Regions from separate parts of the Homo sapiens genome. Here region 1 is linked to region 2. The links are chromatin loops, found by intact Hi-C in ENCODE. Cell type or tissue: heart right ventricle. All regions are shown on one strand. Links, peaks and the distances in the headings refer to the core of each region. The heading gives the core; the rest is flanking DNA.

Region 1 (10,581 bases), core at 1,377-9,376, 100 kb after region 2:
CACATATAAAAAGAATGATTCAGCTTCTCCTTTTCTTAGTAATAACATTTAGTACTCAGATATTGCTTTTCATCTCCATCGTTCTATACAAACATTAACTGTACAATTTCACTACATTAACTGCAAAGGGAGAGTCAGAGATGGCCCTGTAATTTTGTAGTCACTTTGGTGACATTCATTATCTCTCAAAATGATACACTATACCCCAGAGCCTAGGTTTCATCCTGGTTTAAGGTAGAAGATAAGAAAAGAGGAAGGGAGAAAAAGAGACCATATTCTAAAATAACAGAGATCTCAGATGCTTACCTAAGAGTCCAGGGATATGGCCTGTGGATTAGAATGTGGAATTGGAACAGTTAGCAAGTAGGATGATGTAGCTGAATTTTGAAGAACGGTGTTATGTTTAACATATTACAGTTTTTATTTTTTAAAAAGGAGGAGAGACACCAAATTCAAATGGCTCCTCACAGAGAAAAAGATCCTTCAAATTAAAAAAAAAAAAGTATGTGTATTTAACATAGACAAATAAGCATACTATCATTGTTGTCATTGTTGACAATACTTTTATAGCTCACCACTCCCTGTATCACTTTTAGGCAAAGACCCTCCCAATAATAAAAATAACTATCATTTGTTGAATATTTACTATGTGCTAGGCACCATGCTAAGTATTTTAAATACACACTGATTCGACTCAGTTTTCCCGTCTGTAAAATGGAGGAATTTACCTAGAGCAGTGTCAGCAAACTGCAGCCTAATCCATGGGCTAAATCCACACACTATTTTTGTAAATGAAGTCGCTTTGGAACACAGCCATGCCCATTCATTTATAAACTGTCCATGACTGCTTTTACAACACCTGGGTAGAGTTGAGTCACTGAGACAAAAACTATATGGCCCGCAAAGCTTAAAATATTTATTATCTGTTTTCTTACAGAAAAGATTCGCCAACCTCTGATCTAGAAGATGGTTTCAAAGGACCTTCAAATACAACATCCTATGCTTCTGACTCTGGGTGTTGAAACATCTTTCTCCAGTTTCTCCACCACCTCATTAGTAGTATGAAACAGCAAACACAGTATGTCAGCCTGGACTTATCTGTGTGTTGTTATGTAGGCTTTCATGTTGGTGTCAGTTCTTTAGGAAAATATTCTTCATATTTTAAATTCTATAATAACTCATTTATCAGCCCATTGTTGAGAGCTAACAACTTCAGGTAATTCCATTTTAAACTATATGTTATTAATAACACCCACATCAGCTGTGAAAAAAATATCATTATGGGGCTCTAATAAATTACACCAATTTTTTTTAATCAAATTCTGTCACTTTTTTTAACTTTTATTTTAGGTTCGGGGTACATGTGCAGGTTTGTTTTATAGGTAAGCTCATGTCATTGGGGTTGTTGTACAGATTATTTCATCACTAAGCCTAGTACCCAATAGTTTTTTTTTTCTTTTTTTTCTTTTTTTCTTTCTTTTTTTTTTTTGTTGAGACAGTTTCTCTCTGTTTCCCAGGCTGGAGTGCAATGGTGCGATCTCAGCTCACTGCAACTTCTGCCTCCCTGGTTCAAGTGATTCTTGTGCCTCAGCCTCTCAAGTAGCTGGGATTACAGGCATGCGTCACCATACCCGGCTAATTTTTGTATTTTTAGTAGAGATGGGATTTCACCATGTTGACCAGACTGGTCTCAAACTCCTGACCTCAAGGGATTGGCCTGCCTCAGCCTCCCAAAGTGCTGGGATTACAGGCGTGAGCCACCGTGCACAGCCCAGTAGTTATTTTTTCTGATCTTCTCCCTCCTTCCACCCTCCGCCTTCAAGTAGGTTCCAGCGTCTGTTGTTCCCATCTTTGTGTTCAAGAGTTCTCATCATTTAGCTCCCATTTATCCATGAGAACATGCAGTATTTGGTTTTCTGTTCCTGTGTTAGTTAGCTAAGGATGATAGCCTTCAGCTCCAAATTCTGTCACTTCTTACCTCACTTTCTCAAATTCATTGTTCTTCCTTCTCTCTGCCATCATCATTGCCTACTGTAGCTTCACCCCACACCTGAATTATTACCTGAGCAGCATTCAGCCCAATTCTAGGCACAAAGTAGGAGCCTACATACCTGAAATCCAAAATCTGCCTTTAGACAGAAACAGAACTGGGATGTAAGAATTTTCTTAACATTTTTTGGCTAATTGACACATGGAGTCTAACAGGTGACATCTTGATAGAACACATGATTGGGATGGGAATTTACAAGGCTTTAAGCATCCTTTATCACCATCATTGTTGTTTTAGAAAGGCCTGGGAAAGCAACAAGTTAACAAACAATTTGAATTCCTATGCTCTCTTAGGTTCTACAAAGAAAGATCACCCTAAAATAGCCAAAGCCACAGTGTAGCAAGAACATGAACACACTGCATTACACAATGCTGCCAACTCAGTGTCAGTATGTACACGGCACAGTTTCAAACAAGTATTTTTAGCCCCAGTAAAGGCCTGGTACTAGATTTTGGTATTGTTCATGAGAACCTTTTTTTCCTATTCAATCTAAAATATTAATCATTCCTTTAATTGATAAAATCTCTAACTTTACCATTCAATTTTTTGATAGCCTTCACTGAATTCACTCAAATACTTTAGTACCAACCCAGTAATCATCTAGATTCAGTTATTAATTGCAGCTTATGTATTATAAGAAAAAGAGGTAAAAGTATCACTGTCCTCTTTGAGTGTCAACTTTTAATGTTGTCATCAAAGTATTCCTTTAAATACCACCTCTACCCACCCCCCAGGCAGAAGACCGGACATAAGAGAGAAAGATGGTAAAGAATCCAAGTTTAGCCCATCTTGAAAACTTTACATGTAATTAAAGCTATTTTATTCTGTACTAATGCTTCCCATGATTCTCTAGAAGTAAGCAACTGAACTAAAACAGCTTCTTTTTAATTTTTTAATTATTTTAAGAGATGGGATCTTTCTATGTGGCCCAGGCTGGAGTTCAGTAGCCATTCACAGGCATCATCATGGCACACTACAGCCTTGAACTTCTGGGCTCAAGCAATATTTCTGCTTCAGCCTCTGTGAAACAGCTTCTTTAATTAAGTAGCTATAGCCTCTGTCATACTATTCGTGCTTACCCATTTCAAAAAATTTACTGATTATACCTGCATGCCTCTTGTCTTAGACTTACTTTCCTCTTTCCTTTAGCACACCTGTAGAATGTACATAACTTTTGAATGTGTCTGTCTTCTAATAGGAAGACTCCTATTAGAAAAGGCAGGCTCCAACTAATAGCCCCTTACATCACCATCAACCTGAAGGCCAAGAGCTCCCAAAAAAGACACAAGAAGGTGAACACCTCTGCATTAGAGGCAAAGATCCCATAGCAGGCCAGCTACTCCCTTGTTATTCTGGTAATTGGAGGAGGTTAAAACCAGGAGGGTATGGAGAAATGGCGTAGTGGGAAGAGATGTTCTTGTCTCTTTTATATAAGGCTTATTAAGAAATGTAATACTAGGAACCCATTTGTTGAAAGATCAATTGCTCTGCTATGTGCTTTACAAATAGTATCTCATTTAATCCTCTCAAGAACCTCAGGAGGTAGAAACTATCATGTCCATGTTTACACATGAGGGAACTTAGATGAAACACAGCTAAGCAGTGGAGAACCAGGACTTAAACAGTGGTCTCACTGATTCTCTAAGCTGGGCTTGAGACTGTCTTCGTTTTGGCTCCTGTGACACGTCCTAGGTTTACAAAAGTCAGTAAAAGCTAAGATGCAGAAAGTAAGATCACTGGATGTCCTTTTTGTTACCCCAGAACCCTAAAGCTCTCTGATTATTTTAAATGGGGTCTTGGAACTGGCGAAAACATATATTTTGCAAAAAGTGAGTAACCTACTGGTATTTGGCTTTTGAAAGTTACCAGAAGATCAGAGAAGAGCATAGAACACATTTCCCTTGGTTCTTTCTCATGTGTTAGATTCCCTAGGTCTCAAGCACATCAATGCAGGCCAAACACACAGACAGTAACAACCTCTCTTCTTGACATAGACCTTACAGGAATCATGGGGAAGAGAGAAAAAGCATAGTTCGTGGGCCTTTGGTTATACAAAACAAAAACAAAAACAAAAAAACCTCAGAGCCAAGTTAGGATGTAGGAGCTAGGGAGGACCTAATTGTTCTGCACAATAAAGTGAAAGGCATGCTTTCCATGGTTGGAAGAGTGGAGGTGAAGAAAAGGGGAAGGCTGGAACCACTGAGGGCACACATGGCTTAGGGAATATTTTTAAAGAAAAGGAAAGTCCAATATTCACATATGAATCATACATATTATGTGCAATATTGAATTTTTCCACACCTCCTCAATCCTTCAGGAAAGTTAGCTCCACCTCACTAAACCATTTTATGACTTTACCTTCCTTAGAGAAAAGTAGGTAAAAAATTGAAAGAAAGGGCAGAAACAGCTTTCTTAGTACTTTCGAAATGGCAGAACATCCTGTTTTGTAGGCTAGAAGAAATTCAGGAAGAGGGTAAGGATGATGTCACCTCAGAGGCAAGGAAAGGAAAACACCATTAGAGAAACCTGGCCACCAGTTAAGAAATCCTGTATACCTATGCCATTGTTATTTCAGTTCTATATAGAAAGTTACTACCTATAGAGAAACTAAAGTGTGCTCCTGGAACTTTCTGGAACCCAACCAATCAGTCCCCAGCCCTGACTCTGTTCTACTATCCATCTCCCAGCAAAGACTCAGAGATCAAGGAGCTCAGCGGGTAGACACCAGGATTAAACTCTGGTGCACTTTTCAGCTCACATTTTCCACATACACACCCTCCTTATATGATTCAGCTTCAGGATTCATGCAGAGCTTGACTCTTTTGAACTTATTTACAAGTTTTATCATTATACTTGCCCACATTATGCAAGCAGTTTGCAATCTCCCCTAATTCTCTGGCTTTAATTATATAATTGAATAAGCCAAAAGCTCATTTTTCCCAGGAAACATTAAACATTACCATCTTAATGAAATTCTTAATGAAATGGTCCACTATGCATGCAAATGACCAGTAGTGGCTAGGCCACTAGCTTTTCACTGGGCAAGGCAATAGAATAAATGCTCTTTTGTCAGTCACTGGAAATGGCAGTTCCCACCCACACTTTTGGCTGGAATGATAATTCCATAAGACTAGAGGATGAGCCTCTGTGAGATACATGGATATAATTAAGACTGGATGAAAAGAGTTTAAATGAAGTAGGAACTGATCTCAACCTATAAAAATCAAAACTTATTTTCAAGACTGAAAGAGCTCACTTAAACTTCTCTTGCCAATTAAAAAAAAAGTTATCAACTATCCGCCTTATTCTCCAGAGAGTAGAGGTCTGAAAAATTAACAGTATTAAACTTACTTCTCAACTTACTTTCAGGACTGAGAGGAGGAAATGGCTAAAAGAAATTTGGGGGACCTCTGAAAATTTCAGCATAATTAATAACTCTTCAAGCATCTGTTCCTGCCCAACTGCATTTTTCAAATGCCCTGTGGCAAACAACTTAAATCTTATTACATACCGTACACTCTTCTCATGCCAAAGTCACTGTCTGCCAAAAGCTAAAATGGAAGGATTGCAGGCCTGTTCACACTTCTTTTTTTCAAATAGCATGGACAACCGTGTCCTGTGCCAAGTAGACACAAACTTGAAGTACTTAATAGCTACTATTTATATGACAAATTCCCAGTTCTCAAACCTTATCAAATCTTTGCATTGCCAGAAAAATGTCAAGCTGCCAGAAATGTCCAACACAGAAGCTTACCCTGAACATTCAAGCTACAGTACTGTAGAGAAGGGAATGTAGCTCTTGCACCTATCACAGTGCTTAGCTGAGTAAATGTTATTTCCCTTCCTCTTAAGTTCTTCCATTTTTCCACAGAAGAACATAAAGCCAAAGAAAATCATGTTTGCACATTTTTAGCAGCTATATTGGGATATAATTCACATATCATACAATTCACCCATTTGAAGTATAAAATTCAGTGGATTTTGTGTATTACATCATTTTTTAAATTGTGGACAAATATATGTCATAAATTTTGCCAATTTAAATATTTTAAGTGTACAATTCAGTGGTATTAGTTACATTCAAAATATTGTACAACCATAACCATTATCTATTTCCAAAACCATTTCATGACTTCAAATAGAAACTCTGTAACCATTAAATTATTATATATTTTTTTTTTGAGACAGTGTTTTGCTCTTGTCACCCAGGCTGGAGTGCAATGGAGCGATCTCAGCTCACTGCAACCTTTGCCTCCTGGGTTCAAGTGATTCTCTTACCTCAGCCTCCCTAGTAGCTGAAATTACAGGTGCTCACCAACACGCCTAGCTAATTTTTATATTTTTAGTAGAGACAGGGTTTCACCATGTTGGCCCAGCTGGTCTTGAACCCCTTACCTTATGTGATCCACCTGCCTCAGCCTTCCAAAGTGCTGGAATTACAGGCGTGAGCCACCATGCCCGGCCTCTAACCATTAACTCTTTAACCATAGCTGCCCTTTGCACATTCTCTCAGCCCCTAGAAACCTCTAATCTATTTTCTATCTCTATAAATTTCCTATTCTAGATATTTCATATAAGTGGAATCACATAATATTTACCTTCCTGCATCTGGCTTACTTCACTTAGTGTACTGTCTTCAAAGTTCATCCATGTTGTAGCATGTATCAGAATTTTATTCCTTTTTATGGCTGAATAATATTCCATTATATGTATATACCACATTTTGCTTATCCATTCGTTTCTTGGTTATAGATTTTTTTTCTAATACTTTGAGTTCAGAGAATTAAAAAATCTCAAACCTCAATTCATAGAACATACTTATCAGTTAAGATGACCCCCTCTCTTGGGTATTAATTTTTTATCCCCAGAAGCTTCTCCCATACCCTTCTCTTCCAACAGACACCCAGTCTAATGTGTTTGACACAGACCCTTAAATATGTATGTAGGTTTGTAAAATGCAAAACTCTGTGTTGTTTAATTTATATAAATCTCATTCAATTTCTCACTTTTTCACTCGACTCTGTTTTCAGAGCTACACATTACTAGATCTAGTTAGTTGTTAATTGTTTCATGTTTAGTTGCTGAAAGATGGCATAAAGAAATAAAATAGTGTCATTTTATCACATTTTCTCTGCAGAGGAAGATGACTCACAGGGTGATTGCTCTACTTCTCTGTGAGCCACTGGTCAAGCCTCTTAATCTCTCCAAGTCTTGGTTTCTTCATCTCTATAATGAGGTGGTTACACCAGATCAGGGATCTTTGATGGGTAATATGCATCAAGTGACTTGGGAAACTCTTCAAAATAATATGCTCAACCCAACAGCAAGATCTAAGGTAGCAAAATCCTGGTCTAAATAGTGTTAGAGGACAGACATGGTGGCTCACACCTGTAATCCCAGCACTTTGGGAGGCCAAGGCGGGCCAATCACTTGAAGTCAGGAGTTTGAGACTAGCCTGGCCAACACGGTGAAACCCTGTCTCTACTAAAAATGCAAAAATTAGCTGGACGTGGTGGTGTGCCTGTAGTCTCAGCTACTGGGGAGGCTAAGGCGGAGAATCACTTGAACCCAGGAGGCAGAGGTTGCAGTAAGCTGGGATCACACCACTGCACTCCAGCCTCAGTGACAGAGCAAGACTCCATCTCAAAAAAGAAAAAAATAGTATTAGAGAAAAATCCCCCATATGATTCCAGTGTGCTCCCCTGATTAAAAACCCTGCAGCACAAGATGGATCTGTAAAGCCCCTTCCCTTTAGTACACCAGGATTCTGTGATTACAAGGAAAATTTCTTGGCAAAGGTCCTACAGCAAACCAAGGGCTAGAACCTGGCAATAAAAATGATACCTATGTCCCAACTTTCTGTTTTCTAAATATAAAATCTATTTCAAAAGCATTTATGCTATTTTATTGCTCCCTCCTATAAGTATATGCCAAGGATGAACTGCTTCTGGTTAACACACTCCTCTGCAACTCCTCAGGGCTCAATCCTTCCTTAGCTTGGATTATGCCCTCTGGTTCTTGTATTTGATAAAAGCTGAAAGAGACTGGGAACATCTTTTATTTCTATTCCCATCAGAAATTTGTGTAACTCAATAGGATCACCTCTGAGTCTCTGCTTTTGCAAGGAATACAGAACTGGTTTTTACAGCCTGGTTTAGAAAGCAAATGTCTGCACCCTTCTACATGTCCGGAGCCGCTTCTGCCTCATCCTTCACATCTTGTTCTGAATTCAATAATCAGAACTCACCTTCACAACCTTCATTTTCTTGCCCCAAGATATTAGTGTTAATAACTTGGAAATAAAGAAAATAGGGGAAAAAACAAAAATTACTATTATCCCAATGAGTGAAATAATTTTTCCTTGCAAATATGCCCCCTACCCAGTCTTCCCCATTTCAATTAGTGGCAATATATTGGTCCTGTTGCTCAGACCCCAAACCCAGGAATTATGCTCAATTTCTCTCTTTCCCTTACTACCTCCAACCCATCAGTCTGCCCTCCAAATACAGCCTGAATCCATCCTTGTCTTTCTGTTTACATTCCTACCGCCCTTAGGCCAAGCTGCTGTCGTCCCTCCCCCAGGATATCCTCTCAGCCTTCTTGGTAAATTATTTAGAAAAGGAAATATATTAACAGAATCAGAAAGCAAAAAGATCCAGACCAGCTTAAAAAATTAGGCCAAAACTAACAAGATTACATTTAATACAAATAAATGTAAGCCTCTGCATTGACTTTCCAAAATAATATGGCACAAGTTCCAATATGCATAAAGGACTTAGGTAATTTATTTGACTGCAGGCTCAATTAAAAAAACAAGGTGATGCACCGAACCAAATTTTTAAAAAATGTTGGCTGAATGAATAAAAACGCAGCATGCAGTACAAGGACTTAATAGTCTTTTTGTAGTGGTCATACACAATGTTTCATCTGGACACCAGATTTAAAATATACATATATTAGATTGTAAGCAGAGTTTTTTAAAAAAGAAAAAAAAAAAAAAATATATATATATATATATATATATACATAGAATTAATTAAGCATTTTGAGAGGAGCTAAATTGGGTCACATGAGCAACAGCTGAAAGAACTGTAAATGCTTGTCTGGAAAAGAGAAGACTGGGGGTCTAAAGGGCACACCCACGCCTAGAATACTTGAAGGCCTTGCTCCTGCAAGGAAGAGGAGTCTCCAACATTATAGCTTCAGAAGGAGAGGCAGACTTTGGTTCAAAAGAAACCCAGACATCCTTCATAGCTCAGCTGAAATCCCCCCTCCTCAGAGAAGCCTGTCCTGATTACCTTAAAGAGCCCCAGTCGCTCTCCACCAGGTAACCCTGCTTCGTCCACTCTGTTCCTGGCACTTCTTGCCAGCTGGAGTTATCCTGTTTTGGCTTCAGTATACATTCTCTCTCCAACTTGCCTGTACCATCTGTAAGAGCAGGGATCTTGTTTATCCTGTTCACCACAACATCCCAGTACCCAGAAAAGTGTCTGGCGCATAGTAGGAGCTCCATAAGTATTTGCTGACTTGAGGAATGAATTGATAATTGAACGCCTTCCTCCCCACAGCAGCTGCAGGCATTAAAAGGCCATGAAGAGCCAGTCTTAAAGAGACCTGGCAATTCATTTAGGGGTTCCTGCTGGGAAAAGAAGTTGCAGAAAGTTGAGTTCATTATCTTTTTGCCTTGGGCTTTTACCTCACTCAACATTTTTCATTCCATGACTCAATCTGCAGACTCATGCCTGCAGATACCTCGGATGTCCTCTGGTCTCAGATTGTCCTTGGATGAGAATCTTACTCTGGGATCTCCCCCACAGTGAGCTTCCAGCAGCCCTCTGGATTCCCCTGGGGCATTGCTGACCCTCTCGGCCTTCTTCATGCTACGTCACCTGGAGATGTTTGGAAATGCAGGCTCCTGAGGAAACCAAGAGGAAGGTTCCGGAATGCTGTTCTCCACAGCCTGGCATATTCCTTTCTGAAAGGTGAACTGAATCCAGACAGCAGATTTTGTCTTTAGATGTCTACTCTAAATGGATAGCCATTAAAATAATAATGAACGGTCTCTACATGTGGACATGAAACCTACCAATAGTATATTATTATATTAAAACGCAGATGGCCGGGCCTGATGGCTCAAGCCTGTAATCCCAGCACTTTGGGAGGCTGAGGCGGGTGGATCACTCGAGGTCAGACGGAGGCTGCAGTGAGCCAAGATTGCGCCACTGCACTCCAGCCTGGGCAACAGAGTGAGACTCCATCTCAAAAAAAAAAAAAAAGAAGATTTTTTGACTTTAAACCTGAGACTGATCAGAAAGCTGGAGAGCGGAAAGGAGCTTACATTGTAGAACAGCGATAAAAATTGCTTTAATCTCCTTTAGTCCTCACAACCTCCCATGATGTGAAAGCCCCGTTTTATAGCTGGGAAAGCTGAGACTTAGGGAAGATCAGCAATTTGCCAAACTCACAGTTAGGTAGATTGGATTTGAATCCAGCTCTGCCTAATCTTGCACTGGTGTTTCCATAGTTACGAC
Region 2 (10,581 bases), core at 1,058-9,057:
TCTTTTAAGATGGAGTTTTGCTCTTGTCGCCCAGGCTGGAGTGCAGTGGCACAATCTCAGCTCACTGCAACCTCCACCTCCCACGTTCAAGTGATTCTCCTGCCTCAGCCTCCCAAGTAGCTGGGATTACAGGTGCTCACCACCACACCCATCTAATTTTTGTATTTTTAGTAGAGACGGGGTTTCGCCGTGTTGGCCAGGCTGGGCTCAAACTCCTGACCACAGGTGATCTGCCCGCCTCGGCCTCCCAAAATGCCACCACACCTGGCCTAGACACAATATTAGGGCAAAGCATTTGTTTCATTTTCTTTTGTGATATGGTAACTTGGATGTGGCCACAAGAGGAGACAGAGGAGAGGCTCAGGAAAACAAAATTTGTTATATTCATAGGTCCTGGAGATAGGAAGCATGGCATGTCACCCAGGACCACAATGGAAAGACATCAGGAGGGTCAGGAGGCAGGAGACAGGATCAAGGGAAAGGCACTAGACCAGAGCTTTTGTCGGGGTTTCCATGGGAAAGACAAGACAAGGCAAATAGTTTAGCATTTGGTGAGTCTGAATAATTTTAGCAGGTTCTAAATGATAGTGGAGATGGGGTCCTAGTTGGCTGGTACTTGTTTCTGGGATGATTACGGCAGAGGAGTATTGTCTCCTGGGTGTACAGGCCAGAGACAGGAGGGGTGGCTCTGGATTGGTTAGTTTGCCTATCAAAGGCACGCTCCTGGCTGAACACTTGCTATCTCTGAGAAGTCCCTGGAGGGTTTAGTCACTCCTGAGCCAGAAAAGTTTTTCTAAGATGCTGTCTTAGTCCATTCAGTCTGCTATAACATACCATAAACCAAAACACTTATAAACAACAGAAACTTATTTCTCACAGTTCTGGAGGCTGGGAAGTCAAAGATCAAGGAACAGGCAGATACAGTGTCTAGTGAGGGCTCATCTTCTGCTTCACAGAAAGCTGGTTTTCTCACCATAACCTCACATGGTGGAAGGGGCAAATGGTCTCTCTTGGGCCTCTTTTATAAGGACACTGTCTTAGGCCATTCTTGCATTGCTATAAAGAAATACCTGAGGCTGGGTAATTTATAAGAAAAGAGGTTTAATTGGCTCACAGCTCTGCGGGCTGTACAGGAAGCATGGCACCAGCATCTGATTCTGGGGAGGGCTCTGGGAAGCTTTTACTCATGACAGAAGGTGAAGTGGGAGCAGGCATGTCACATGGCAAAATCAGGAGCAAGAAAGAGAATTGAAGGGAGGTGCCACACACTTTTAAAAGACCAGATCTTGCAGAAACTCACTATCATGAAGACAGCACCAAGCCTTGAGGGATTCGCCCCCATGACTCAAACACCTCCCACCAGGCCCCACCTCTAGCTCTGGGGATTACAAATCAACAAGAGATTTGGGCAGGGACAAATATCCAAACTATATCGTACACTAATGCCATTTATGAGGGCTCCACCCTCAATAACTAATGGGGTTAGGATTCCAAAATATGAATTTTTGGGGGATATAATCATACAGATCTCAAAACATCATAATATACAGAATTAAAAAATAATAAATCAAAAAAAGTGTGTGTGTGTGTGTATGTGTATACACACACACACAATACAGCATTTAAACTAACTGGGTCCTAGAAAACAAGATCTGAACTTACTATTGGCTCAGGGGAAAGTCATTATAGGCTTTTGTAGCAATAATAATACCACCAGCTCTGCCTCAGAACTAATAGGAGACTCACTGCTTTCCCCTGCTAACCCATGCCCCCACTCTCTAGCTCTGCTTGCTGTAGGTTTTTTCTTCTTGGGCCAAAGAGCTGTCCTCCTGACACTTCAGAAATACAAGCTTGATTTGCTGTAAGCAAACTTGAAGTTCCATAAATCAGTATTTTTAGCAGGCAGATTCTATGTACCAATATTTATTTATAACATGATTATATCCACACTGAACTTCCTTCATAAAACTATTATGTCTGCTGGCCTTTAACACCATCTCATACAAAGCAGCAGTGGGCCATTACTTCTTGAAAACAAAAAGTTCTGTTTTGGCGGTGGAATTTTGTTGATTCTTAGCATTTAGGTTGAATCTTAGAATTTTGAGAACAAATAATTTGAAGCTTTGGAACTGTGCTGTTCAATACAGTGGCTACTAGCCACATGTGGCTATTTAAATTAAAATTAGATGAAATTAAAAATTCCATTCCTCAGTCACAATTGCCATATTTCAGGTCCTAAATCGCCACATGTGGGTAGTGGTTACTGTATTAGCACAGCATAGAACATTTCCATTTCAAAAGTTCTATTAGACAGAGCTGCTCTAGAAGCTTAAGTTGGAAGGGATCTTTCTTGTCTCTCAATTCCACATGCTGTGAAACCTAGGACTTCCCATAGAAAATCTCTGACAGAGATTCTAAAAACAAAATTTGAAGAAAGGAAAGTAAAGGTGTCTGAAAACTTCCTGAGAGTTTGTCATAGCAATTAAGACCCCAGGTTTGGAAGTTCAAGCTTCATTCAAAATCTAGTTTTCCACAAACTGGCTATGTAATATTGGCATGTCGCAGCATTTGTAAGCCTTGCTTTCCTCACTGTCTGTGGCCTATCCACAGCCTCTCCCCACTTCCTTCTTTCCTAGTAACAGAATCCCAGTGTATTTCAGTGGTTAACAGAGACCCATTGATTTCAAGAAGGTGGATCCCACCACAGACATAGGAGATGCAGTTCTGTATGAGATATTAAGGGAACTAGGCTCAGGAGGAATTCTCTTCCCACATAAAAAGACAAAGCCTGTGAGGAGCAGAACTTTGGTGCTTCCTCATCCTTCTTGCTTGCTCTGTGGACATAATGCCTAGAGCTGTAGCAGCCATCTTGCAGCCATGAGTTGTCAAGCATTAGGATTAAGGCCAATATTCTAAGGGTCAAAGAACAGAAGGTTGAGAGAACTTGGGCTCTGGATGACATCATTAAACAGCCACATACTTCTGCACTGTTTCATGTGGGAAAAATACGTACCTATGTTGAAGCTTCCATAAGTTTTGTTTAGTTACTTACATCAAAAGCTTTATAAATTGATATTTCATCTTGGATCAACAGTATTCAGCTTGGCTGCTTTAACTAAAAACCTCAAATAATGGAAGTTTTAAAAGATAGAAATTTGTTTCTATCCCAGGTAAAAGAGATATGAGGTACACAGTCCAGGGAAGGTCCAGCTTCACATGAATATCAGGGCCTCTTGCTGCTTCTCTCTTTCTGCTCCATCATACAAGCACTTGGTTTCCATCTTCAAAGTTACCTCATAGTCCAAGATGGCTACAGGAATTCCAGCCATCACAAAGACATTCCAGGCAGCAGGAAGGAGGAAAAGGAAAGGACAAATGGGTACTTCTCCCAGATGAGTTAGCATCACTTAAACAGCCAGTCTTAGAAGTTACACACAACACTCCCACCTAACAGCTCCTGCACCAGAATATAGTCCCACAGTATGCCTTGTTGCCAAGCAGCCTGGAAATATAGTCTTTTCGCTGGGAGCTATTGCCACCCCAATACAATCAGCATTCTTCTACTGAGGAATAAGGAGAGAACAATTCTCAGGTGGCAACTGACAGGCTGTTGTAAAACAAAGTGAGTTGATGCCAGAAAAATATCTGGCACGGTGCATGATATATATAAACTCTAAAAAAGAGTTGGGAGTGGGGATAGGAAGGGAGTAAAATATTTTATCTTCACCTTTGAGTTGTTTTGTAATGAGTTGGTCTTTGTTCCATTAATACAGCATTCTCCAAATTTTAGCATTTGCATACCATCTTTGTGTTTTTTCTATATTCATATACCACCTATATATTATTCCCTTTAAATCAACTTGACATTTAAGCTTAAATTTAAGTATATAATTCCCATAAATAGAAAACCAATATTCCTCTAATAATAACATAAAAATTATAGCTATTAAAAATTTCACTTTGGATATTACCTAAAACCACCTCACATGCCACATTTTTGGAAAACATTTCTCCATTAAATACTTCGGAATAAATGACTTTTGTGATTGATTGCCTCAGGTTTGCTTTGGTCATTAATCAATCTCCACTGCTACTTATTTGCTTCATCTAACAGCATAAGATGGAGATTATTCCTTAAATATCTTTAGTAATTAGAAAAACTGACATCTTCTTTGGGTTCAACCAACCTTTAATGAGAATTGATGACAAGAAGAATACGCTTATGGGACTTAAAAGAAAGCTGACACATTCAGCAGCTTCTTAATTTTCTTTTTTAGGATCCAGACAGAGCCCTATTGAGAAGTAATTTTTAAACACATTGTCAACTTCAAGTACGTCTTCAATATCTTTTCTTTTCAGTCTCTAATCTGTATTTAACTTTCCAGGCCAAACTCCTTGACGTGACATTCAAAGTGCTCTATGCTATCTCCCTACATTCCTCCACACACTTGACACTCGTCCCCAGTGTCCCTGGCATGTACAAGCCCCCACACTGTTCCTCAGCTGCTGTTGGCATCACTGTTTCCTCATACGTAAAATGGCAATTTTACCTCCTGCCTCATTTAACTGCTAAGCCTATCATGAGGATAAAATAAGACCATGCTGTGAAAGCTCTTGGAAAAGTGAAAAGTGCTCTGTGTAAGATGGCATCATCTCAGTCAACTGCCCTCATGCTGAAGTGGCTCTGAGCATGGGCTCTGCAGCCAGAGCACCTGGCTCACTACCATTTTCGTGCTGTGTGACCTTGGGGAAGTCACTGTATGTCTTCGCATCTCAGTTTCCTCTCCTGTAAAATGAGACTAGCACCTACCAATGTGGTATTATGAAGATTCAATGGGTTAATCCACAGGAAGCACTTAGAACAGTGCCTGGCACATAATGAGCTCTCAGAACGTGTTAGCTATTATCCTTATTATTATTATCTCCAAAGGACAGCAGTGAAAAGAGTGGGCTCCAGAGTCATGCAAATTTGGTTTCAAATCCCAGCCCCATGACTCACTACTGGGATGTAAATAGGTCACAAATTCACTCACATTGCTCTCCCAGGTGCCAAGGAAATGGTGTTTCTCTATTTATCTCCCTAACAGACCTGCTCTTTGACAGAAGCACTCACTTCCTGGGCAACGGGAAATGGGCAAACAAACAAACAATAAAACCTAGATGGAGTCCACTTCAGCAAACCTGAACTGACACAGTAATTTTAAATTCCTTAGGTAAGACTCACTCACTTTAAATATAAATGTTCGGTCATAGATTTCCACCCGCTTCCCTGCTCCTCTCCAAGACCAGAAATGTGGGAGGTGGACTTATGTAACCTGGCAGTGTTGTAACCAGGGCTGAGACTAGGATGCAGCAAGTGAGGTGTGTAAGATGCAGAATTTGGGAAGAACTCGCACAATCCTGAGAGTGAGCCCCTCTTTAAATCTGGTGACCTTAGTGCTCACTTGCTTCACTCTAGTGCGAGCCCTGGGGCAGGAAAACCCCTAATCTCCTGCTCCTCATTGGTTATGAGCCAATTGGTTGGGGACCTCATGGCTGTTACTGGTTCTCTTCCTGGTGTTATGCTGTTGCTGAAATTAGTGCCTAACACACCCCAAAGTCTGGTTGCGATGATAGCCTGGATAGGTTCTCCAGCTGATTTGGTCTTGCCATAGCCCTTGCTAAAGCTGCTGAGTCTTGGTCTCAGAAACAGTCACCCACATTATCTGTAAGGCAGTGCTGGTGTTCCTCAGACCAACTCCTCCAGGATCCACTCTCTGGAGCACACAGGCACTTCCCTCCATGCCACAAGTACACTGAAGGCAATTTAGAAAAGCTAAACCTTGACCTTCTCTCTGCCTAATCATGTGGGATGGCCAGGGGTCCTTTGATAAACTGTCCCCACTCCAGTTTGGAGCAGGGCAGCCTAGAGGTAAATTCTGCCCAGAGCCCTAAATGTTCCTTGAATCCAAACCAACTTGACATTGTCACTCCTTTAATTAATTCCATCATCCCCATTTGCTGCAGCCCAATATCCACAGTAGGGAGATCAGGACCCACAGTCCCACCGCTGACTCTCCTCTTCTTCCCACAAACACCCTGGCCTGAAGGATCAGGCTTCTGCTTTCTCATCAGATTTTGTATATCCTCCTCCAACTTGGGGCAGCAAGCCTTGTAGCCTAGCCAACACATGGAAGAGGTTTCTTCTCTACACTATGGAAGAAACTATGATCTAAATCATGCAGGTTTTCTTCTAGATATACTAAAAATACTATAAAATAAATAGATTTCCTATCCTCTTCTCTTTCTCTCTTCTTACATTCTTCCTTCTAAAGCCTGGCTTCAATTTTACTGTGAAGCCTAAATCTTATTTTAAATGTCAGAAGCTGATTACCTGTTTTAAATTTTTGCATGTCTGCTATCATTTTCCTAAAACTGAAGTAGATGAATGACTTGGGGCTAATTTGGGGATTCAGTAAAGCATACACAAGTGCAAAAAAAGAAAGCATATGCTATATTTTTTCAAAATATTACTCCTGTTGCATTTATCACTGATATGGTTTGGCTCTGTATCCCCAGCCAAATCTCATCTCAAATTCTAATCCCCACATGTCAAGGGAGGGACCTGTAATCCCCACATGTGGAGGAAAGGAAGTGGTTGGATTATGGGGGCAGTTTCCCCCATGCTGTTCTTGTGAGTGAGAGAATTCTCATGAGATCTGACGGTTTTATAAATGGTAGCTTTTCCTGCATGTACTCTCTCTTGCCTGCCCCATGTAAGACGTACCTATTCCCCATCTGTCATGATTTTAAGTTTTCTAAGGCCTCACTAGCCATGTGGAACCGTGAGTCAATTAAACATCTTTCCTTTATAAATTACCCAGTCTTGGATACTTCTTATAGCAGTATGAAAATGGACTAATACAATCACCTTGGGCAAGTTATAAATTTTTTTATTCTCTGGAGAAAAATACATTGTAATGGTACTAGCCACAGGATAATTGGGACAACTAAAATTCTGTGTGTATACAAAGACATATAAGGAAATATTACAGCAGTGTTGTTCATAATAATCCAAAACTAGAAACAATTCAAATGACCATCAACTGGTGAATGGGCAAAGAAAATGTTGTATATCCATATAATGAAATACTATTGGCAATAAAAATAAATGAACTATGGATATATGGTACAATATGGATGAATCTCAAAAACATTCTGCTATGTGAAAGAAGTCAGACTCAAAAGATTACACATCGTATGGTTCCATTTATTTGCAATGTCCAGAAAAGGCAAATGCACAAAGACAGAGAATTAAGCAGTCTAGGGCTGGGAGTGGGAATAGGAATGGGATTGACAGCAAAAAGCACAAGGAAACATTCTGGGGTGATGAAAATGTTCTCAAACTGGATTGTGACAATGCCTGTAGAACTTTATAAATTTACTAAAATCATTAAATTATACATGTGCAGTGAGTAGAGATTATATGTAATTATACCCCAATAATGCTATTTTTAAGTGTTTGTGTGTGCATATACACACCAAGGAGCATGTGTGCATGAAAACACACACAAACACACACACACACACACATACACACACACAGTGCCTGGCACAGAATAAGCACTTAAAAATGTTGGTCACATTTATTATCATATTATTGAAATGTTTATTATTATTAAACTCCATATTTTACATCATTTGAATGGGCTATTGCCTTAAAATAATTTTGGGCACTATTTATGTTTAGGGGGTTATTTGTTTAGTTGTACTACCTATTATCAAATTCTCAGCATCTTCAGAAATTCCACGAGGTATACAGAAGGTTAGCAAATGTCTTCATTATTTTATTGTACTTTAGAATCAAAGGCAAATATCTATTAGAGTATTATTAGAATCCTCATTTGCTCTTTGGCTGTTGTGAAAGTCAGTTTTCCAAATCACAATATTTGAGACTAAAAATAAATACATAAAAATGAAAGCATTCAAGACACCTGCTTCACTCAAATGCTAGAGCCTTTTTATAGAATGCTAACATTGAAACCCTTGCCTTTGGTTTGTATAAAAGATGCTTCTTCCTTAATGCTTAAAAGCATAACTACTTAGAGTTTATGGTTATTTGTCCTATTCATAAGGTAATTTCTGTTTCAACAGAAAGAGAAACCTGAGGCACACATGCACCTCTCCGGTAAGCAAGTGCTCAGGCACAACTTCACACTGCTTCCTGAAAGGAGCTATTGTGCTCCACATTAGATATGACTCACCATCCAATCTACACTCGCCAGGGCCCAAGACCTTGTTACGCTTCCTTTCCATTTGGCCAGTTTCCAAAATTTATTCCTTTTGTCTCCCCAAACTGGTCTTTTTCCTCCAGTCATCCAGGTTCCTAATTACCCAATCCCCTGATAACAACTGCCCCCGCTTGCTCAACTCTGCCATTGAGATTTTACTGCTGCCATTGTCCCTACCACAGATGTCTTCATTCCTCCAAGTCCCGCCAACTGCTAGGTGGCCTGGCTTAAGATTCCTCTCTTTCTCTCCATCCATATCCCTCCTTTGACTCAACGCTAGGAACAATTTACCCTCACGTATGCATTTATTTCAGAATGAGTGGCATTTTCTTCTCAGCATTAGTTACAATCTTCTCATAGACGAAGACCCTGGCTCCTACTTCTTTGACAGCCCGCTTTGCGCTAATCTGAGGAATGTACCTCCTGCTGCTCACTCTCTCTTGTGCATGTGCTCACTGAGGAAATGCCATACTGAATTGCCCACACAATTTCCTCTCTCCCTACACAGAGGTGAATTCCCTTAGCTCAGTGATTCTCAAAGCCCAGCATCAGCATCACCTAGAAACTTGATAAAATGCAGATTCTCAAGCCCTATCCCAGAGTGACTGAACCTGAAATTCTGAGAGTAGAGCCCAGTAATCTGTATTTTAACAAGCCCTCCAGGTGATTCTGATGCACACTTAAATTGGAGAACCACTGCCCTGTGTGGTTCAACTTGACTCTAATTGAGATCAGGGGAGCTGTAACCCTCAAACTCATCACTGTATTACCCATGCTTCTAAATTGTCAGCTGCCCCTTCAAGAGACCTCTGTCACCCTCCAGACTACTTTGCCTTTATGGTAGCCAGACAACCACAAAATGAGGGAGAAAGCAAATCAACTGGTTAACTTCCCAGACTGTTTCCAGAGCTGAGCTGACATTATTAATGATAATCATCAAAGATGCTGATGGAAGTGAAAAAGTACTTTCGGTGAAAACCATCTTGGCTTGTGTTCCACTGGAAACAGGGGTGGGAAAGGGCCAGCTTTTGGCAAGTGGAGGAGCGCCTATGTAAAGGAAAGATAATTTGCTGCAAAGCTTTGAGCAGGACTTAGAAAGTGAAAATGCAGTGATCTTAAAACTTTTATTCTAAAACAAGTGGCAATCCCTAAAGTACCAATGATATTCTTCAAAGAAACGGGGGGGGAAAGCCCTAAAATGTATATGGAACCACAAAAGACACAAATAGCCAAAGCAATCCTGAACAAAAAGAACAAAGTTAAGGCATCACCCTACCTGACTTCAAAATTTACTACAGAGCTATAGTAACTAAGCCAGCATGGTACTGGCATAAAACAGACATACAGACCAATGGAACAGAATAGAGAACCCAAATATAAATCCACACATTTACAGTCAACTTATCATAGACAAAGGTGGCAAGAACATACAATGGGGAAAGGACAATCTTTTCAATAAATGGTGCTGGGGAAACTGAATAACTATATGCAGAAGAATGAAACTAGAACCCTATATCTCACCCTACACAAAAATCAAATCAAAATGGATTAAAGACTTAAATCTAAGACCTGAAACTATGAAACTACTAGAAGAAAACATTGGGGAGATGCTCCAGGACATTGGTCTGGGCAAAGATTTTTTTCTATAAGACCTTAAAAGCATAGGCAACCAAAGCAAAAATAGACAAATGGGATTACATCAAGGTAAAAGGCTTTTGAACGGCAAAGGAAACTATCAACAGAGTAAAGTGACAACCCATAGAATGGGAAAAAATATTTGCAGACTATTCATCTGACAAAGATGAATAGCAAGTATATATAAGGTCAAAAAACTCAATGGCAAAAAAAACTAATAATCAATTTTTTAAATGGGCAAAAGATCTGAACAGACATTTCTCAAGATATACAAATGGCCAAAGGGTATACAAAAAGCCACTCAACATCATTAATCATCAGAGAATTGCAAATCAAAACCACAATGAGATGTCATTTCACCCCAGTTAAAGTGGCTTGTATCCAAAAGACAAGCAAGAACAGATGCTGGCAATGATGGGGAGAAAGGGGAATCCTCATACACTGTTGGTGGGAATGTAAATTTGGCCTGGCACAGGGGCCCACATCTGTAATCCCAACACTTTGGGAGACCAAGATAGGCAGACCACTTGAGCCCAGGAGTTCAAGACCAGCCTGGCCAACATGGTGAAACTCCATCTCTAATAAAATACAAAAAATTAGCCAGGCACGGTGGCGCATGCCTGTAATCCAGCTACTCAGGAGGTTGAGGCAGGAGAATCACTTGAACCTGGGAGGC

Evidence for each region. A loop is a pair of places that touch in the nucleus more often than their neighbours do. Peaks named below come from ENCODE experiments on the same cell type or tissue, not always from the same donor. Only the 100,000 strongest peaks of a DNase experiment are listed, where the experiment ranks them.
Region 1: it touches region 2 in a loop (10-fold over the local background); 8 of 110 quality-filtered maps call a loop at or near these places.

What each region holds. Positions count from the first base shown.
Region 1 is chr5:155,086,478-155,097,058 of GRCh38, reverse strand. No RefSeq gene overlaps it. Among named protein-coding and RNA genes, the nearest start is that of KIF4B, 78 kb to the right of the region's middle. In heart right ventricle, for the core only: no CTCF peak of the experiment used is centred there; no DNase peak of the experiment used is centred there; H3K27ac peaks cover 5,244 bases.
Region 2 is chr5:155,187,807-155,198,387 of GRCh38, reverse strand. No RefSeq gene overlaps it. Among named protein-coding and RNA genes, the nearest start is that of KIF4B, 180 kb to the right of the region's middle. In heart right ventricle, for the core only: no CTCF peak of the experiment used is centred there; DNase peaks (open chromatin) are centred at 4,597, 4,687 and 5,216; H3K27ac peaks cover 3,831 bases.